2 separate regions of the Homo sapiens genome follow, and region 1 is linked to region 2. Evidence: read pairs that join two places in POLR2A ChIA-PET (ENCODE). Cell type or tissue: OCI-LY7. All regions are shown on one strand. Region 1 overlaps SND1 (staphylococcal nuclease and tudor domain containing 1). Region 2 has its middle 43 kb from the start of MIR129-1.

Region 1 (2,500 bases), 250 kb before region 2:
CTCTGGTATTTGATGGCACAAATGCTCTCTGAGTGTATTTGTTTTTTGTTGTTTTAAATAGCCCTTCCCTTTTTTACCCCACTTGGCTAAAATCATGGCCCTACATCATGTTCTCACGTCTCTCTTGCCAACTGCAGTCTAAGTTATTGTACAGATGGCACAACATCAAGGCCTATGGTTCTGCCGGGTGGGTTTCTGTGACCTGGAGGGGTTGCCTAGCACTGGAGCTTCATTCACACAGTAGCTGCTGGCTCCACTGCTGGGCTCTGCATTTGGTATCCGAGAAAATCCCAAAGGAACTCTGGAAGAGCCAGCTCACTGTCTGCAGAACTTGCTCTCCAGAGCAGGCAGTGTGTCCTCTCTAAATATGGTTGGCCCCTTGCCTGGAAGCCATGGTTGGTGGGAGTGTTGGGTTATCCTGGTGGCTTCCTTGCCTCCCTGTTGTGTTTCGTAGCTCAAGTTGTCACTAATTTAGGAAAAGCTATTGCTCTATTTCTTTCTTCTTCTTTCTTCAAGCAAAGTTTATTGAACTCTAGTTGGACTACAATGTACAGGTGACTGGCTTGGATCCTCACTGCACAGAAACATGCCATCACCTCTGTGGCACACAACCTCTGATGCCAAAGTGGCAGCCACCTCGTAAGTTTCTCCCAGACTTTGGAAAAAACTTCAAACTCTTTCTCTTTCTTTTCTTTTCTCTTATATTTTCAATTTAATTTTTTATTTCAAAAAAATAGAGATGGGGTCTCACTTTGTTGTCCAGGCTTGGTCTCAAACTCCTGGGCTCAAGTGATCCTCCCACCTCAGCCTTCCAAAGTGCTGGGATTGCAGGAGTGAGCTACCATGGCTGGCCTCTTTTCTCTCTCTCTTTCTCTCTTTTGTTGAGATGGAGTCTCCCTCTGTTGCCCAGGCTGGAGTGCAGTGGCGCCATCTCAGCTCACTGCAACCTCTGCCTCCCAGGTTCAAGCAATTCTCCTGCCTCAGCCTCCTGAGTAGCTGGGATTACAGCTAGTTTTTGTATTTTTAGTAGAGACGGGGTTTCACCATGTTGGTCAGGCTGGTCTTGAACTCCTGACCTCATGATCTGCCCACCTTGGCCTCCCAAAGTGCTAGGATTACAGGCATGAGCCACTGCATCCGGCCCTCTTTTTTCTTTTCACCTCTTCTAAAGCATGTCTCTGCTAAGAGTTGGATGTTACTAAGAAGACCTTGATCTTGATTCTGCCAGAGAGTTGCTTCAGCCAGTTGCCCTCACCCTTATGATGGAAGACATAGCTTTATTGTGTTGGAGTTTTTTTGTACATGGTTTGTTTCTCTCTCTCTTTCTTTTATTTCTTTTTTAAGATGAGATCTTACTATGTTGCTCAGGCTGGACTCGAACTCCTGGGCTCAAGAGATCCTCCTGCCTCAACCTCCCAAGTAACTGGGACTTACAGGCATAAGCCACAACACCTGGCTGTCTATAGTTTCTTTGTTCATATGACAAAGTGGTTCTGTGCAACCACTTTCTGTTTTTTGAAACTCCCCTATTCAAATTTGCCAGAACTACAGGGCCATCCCTCTCTTAAATAAATTTGAAAGCATTTTTGATTTACATGGGAATTTTTTTCAAAATTTCATTGCAGCAGGTACCACAGTTAATGATGGTTGTGTTTCATTACCTCCTTTTGTAGATCTTAGTCCACTTTTTGACTGAGTTGTGTTGTTTTTGGAGGGCACCCAATTTAGGACATGGTTTCTCACTTCTCTTATTTAGCTTCATTTAGTTGGGCTGTTTTGCATCTTTGTAAATAGAGATGTAGAAATGTAGTCCTGAAGAGATACAATTGATTCCCACCCTGTAAGAGAAATGATTTCAAACTTTACATTTTTACTCCCTAGTTTGACTCTGTTTTTGCGTCTGTAGCAAATTCACCTCAGTATTCCTAGTAACTTATCTATATCTGTTCTTTAGTCTCTTTGAGCCTTTCTGGTTCCCTCATTAATTAGTGGGGTTAAAATGAAATTTTCTACATGAGTTTATTTTATATTTGAATAAGAGTCAAGACTTTACCTTATTGAAAATTATCTTTTAACAGGGGAAACAATTGTAGAAGCAAGAGAAATACAAAACCACATATATAGTGGGCAATAAAGGATTATAGAATTATATGCTTTGAAAATCTTAGTTTTGTTGCCTCCTCTGTACCTGGAAACATGAACAATAATTTGGTTGTGAAAGTTCTAAAAAAAAGAAAAATTTAGAAAGTGAATATGTCTCTTTCATCTGCATCATGTCTGGTTCCAAGTCTGTACCTTACTTGGTTTAACTTTTTATTCAGAACAGTCTTGTCTTGGAAAATTCAGGCACCAGAGCAGATAACCTTGAGGTAGGGAGCTAGGATTGGACTTTGAAAGCAGGGCACAGCTTCTTGTCCTTTGATATGAGTGTCCTAGCTCTGCAATTCAACACCTCAGAAAATGTTTGCTCAGGTGAGCTGCCCAGAGGTGGAGCACTGTT
Region 2 (2,500 bases):
CTTAATTCCTGACCAGGCTCTTTCTTCTTGACTCTGTTGCCAAAGTTAGTCACTTTGCCATTGTGGGGCTCAGAACAGGGCCTCTGGTTGGGGACTGGGGGGCTCTCCTCCTGGCCCATGTTCAACAGGAGGTCCCGGGTCTTCCCTGGCTGAGCCTATTCTTGCAAACTATGTGGGGGCTGATGTAGGACATAGAGTGGCCTCTGGGGAGACAGCCTTGTGGATCCTCACTAGGTCATTGGCCCTTCTGGCCCCATTGCCATCAGCGTCATATAGTGAGATCAGCTGCCTCCAAGCCCCATGGGAGGCCTGGTGTGAAGAGCTCAGCTCAGCAATGAAACCTATGGCCCATGTGATCAACAACATCCTGATCTCAGCAGACTGCTGATAGAAGGAGAGGTTAAGACCTATTCCAGAGCATGATTGGATTGGACAAGACAGCCAAGGTGCTCAACACATCAAAGAAGTCTTTCCACAAATGTGGCCATTCCTGCAGTGCTGCCATGGGGGAGCCACGACAACTTCAGTTCAGGCAACAACCCTCACCCCTCAATTGTACTCCAGCCCAGGTGACTGGGCCTGTGGGGAATGTCTAACCCAAGGGCTGTGATCTCTGGACACCCCAGGAGCCTAGAAGTGGCCTGAATCAGAGGCTCTCATTAACCTGGTGCCGACCTGAGTCATTCTGATTCTCTCCTTCATAGTAATTTGAACTGGAGATGTGGTGAGAAAGCCAGAAGGAGGCAGGGACAAATGAGTCATGAGCAACCTTCAGCGCAGCACTCCAACCTGGCATCTTGCAGCTCCTGCTGCCTCAGAGCTACAAGATAGCCCAGGGAGTCAATAGAGCCCCAGTGCCAAACAGCATTCCAGGTTCCCAGCCCCCTTCCCCTGGCCCCACCCCGCTGCATTCCAACGATAGCTAAGTCTGAACATACCTGGACTCCTAATTCCCTCCTACCCTTGTGCCTCCTCACAATGAGCCTGGTTACCTGAAGCAGCCTGTTACCAAAGGCCCCCTCAGTGGCAGCACAGACACTACTGGGGAAGAGCATCTCAGAGGCAAAGTGGGGTGCAGCTGTCCCTCCCACACAGAGAACTCCTCCACTCCCACCTTGGAGGATAGGGAGTGTTACATGAGGAGACCCGGCAGGCCCCTGGGACTCACAGGCTGCCATCAATGTGCTGACAGGCCTGGGATGCAAGGCTGAACAACCTGGGGCAACAGTGTGTCCAAGATAGGGCTGGGCCACAGAGAACCAGTCACAAGCCTGCATGTGTGTGCTGGGCAGGCAGCTGCCACATCCTTGCTGGCTGAGTCAGACCCCTTGGTCACTGAGTCTCCAGTTTATTGTTATTCACTGAATAACAGAAGTTTCTGTGGGCCCAGATGAGACTGGGGTCTGTCTGTCTTGTGATTGTAAGGCACTGGCTTTCCTGCCAAACAGCTCATTGCGCAGATCCAGGGCCTCTCTCCTTGGACCTGGGTGGACTCCAGGATCTCCTGCTGAAATAGCCAGGCCTCTCCTAGCCCAGGTCTTCAGAGATATCAACATCAGCACCACTCTGCATCTCAGGACAGGCCCTCGGCTGAGAGACAGTAAGCAGATTGCAGAGCTTCCTAGGCACCTACTGTGTGCCTGAGTGGCACAGCTGGGCCACATGGAGCACATGGAGATGGGTGAGACCAGCTTCCAGCTCTGAGAAGTTACAACCCAGCAGGGAGATGTGCAGCTTAGAGAACTAATCATCCCACATTGACACTGCAATGTGATCAAAGCCTTGAGAGCCATTCCCCATGATCCAGGGACTAACGGTAGGTGAGCTCATAGCTCTGGGGATCAGAGAGGCCTGCACGGAGGAATCAGCATTAGACCTGGGTTTTGGCGGCTGCATGGACTTCGACATGGAGAGGTAGATGGGAGCAATGGACTGAGGCAGTAGGTTCCCAAAAAAGGGACTTTCAATCTTTGCTGACACAACATTAATGTCAGTTGTGCCCAGGACTGTGCCAGAAGCAGCTGGGGGAACAGAGGTGAGTGCCATGTGGTCCCTGCCATGAGAGAGGGCCAAACAGGCAGATTTTGGCTGCAGCTCAGTGGGACAGGAGCTGCAGGTGAGGGAAGGGCAGCAGCGGTGGAGCCCAGCAAAGCAGCCTTGGTGCATGTCTTGCTGGGAAACAAGCACAGAGAGAGGGAGGTGGAGCCATAACCTGACCCTCCCCATCTCCACTTGATTGAACCTGAATCTGAAGGCATTGGAGAGCTGCTTTCGGAAGTCTGGAGCAGAGGCTGATGATATGGAGGGAAAGACCACAGATGCCATCTTTTTGGGGGCCAGCCTCTCAATGTCACTATTCTCCGAGTGTCCCTTGATCAGGTTTCCCCAAATATGTCTCCAGGGAATATGCATATGGTGGCAAGTGTTGGTTCACTCATTGCTGAGTGAACCGTGCACAACGGCAGGGGCAGGGGCAGGAAGAGGGCATCTCATTTCTTCA

Evidence for each region. Peaks named below come from ENCODE experiments on the same cell type or tissue, not always from the same donor. Only the 100,000 strongest peaks of a DNase experiment are listed, where the experiment ranks them.
Region 1: POLR2A ChIA-PET joins it to region 2 with 5 read pairs; 2 of 35 experiments call an interaction of 5 or more read pairs at or near these places.

Annotation. Positions count from the first base shown.
Region 1 is chr7:127,910,657-127,913,156 of GRCh38, forward strand. All of the region lies in intron 14 of SND1 (staphylococcal nuclease and tudor domain containing 1), which reads left to right. Among named protein-coding and RNA genes, the nearest start is that of SND1-IT1, 86 kb to the right of the region's middle. In OCI-LY7, no CTCF peak of the experiment used is centred here; DNase peaks (open chromatin) are centred at 1,475 and 1,695; H3K4me3 peaks cover 1,094 bases; H3K27ac peaks cover 1,752 bases.
Region 2 is chr7:128,163,493-128,165,992 of GRCh38, forward strand. No RefSeq gene overlaps it. Among named protein-coding and RNA genes, the nearest start is that of MIR129-1, 43 kb to the right of the region's middle. In OCI-LY7, no CTCF peak of the experiment used is centred here; no DNase peak of the experiment used is centred here.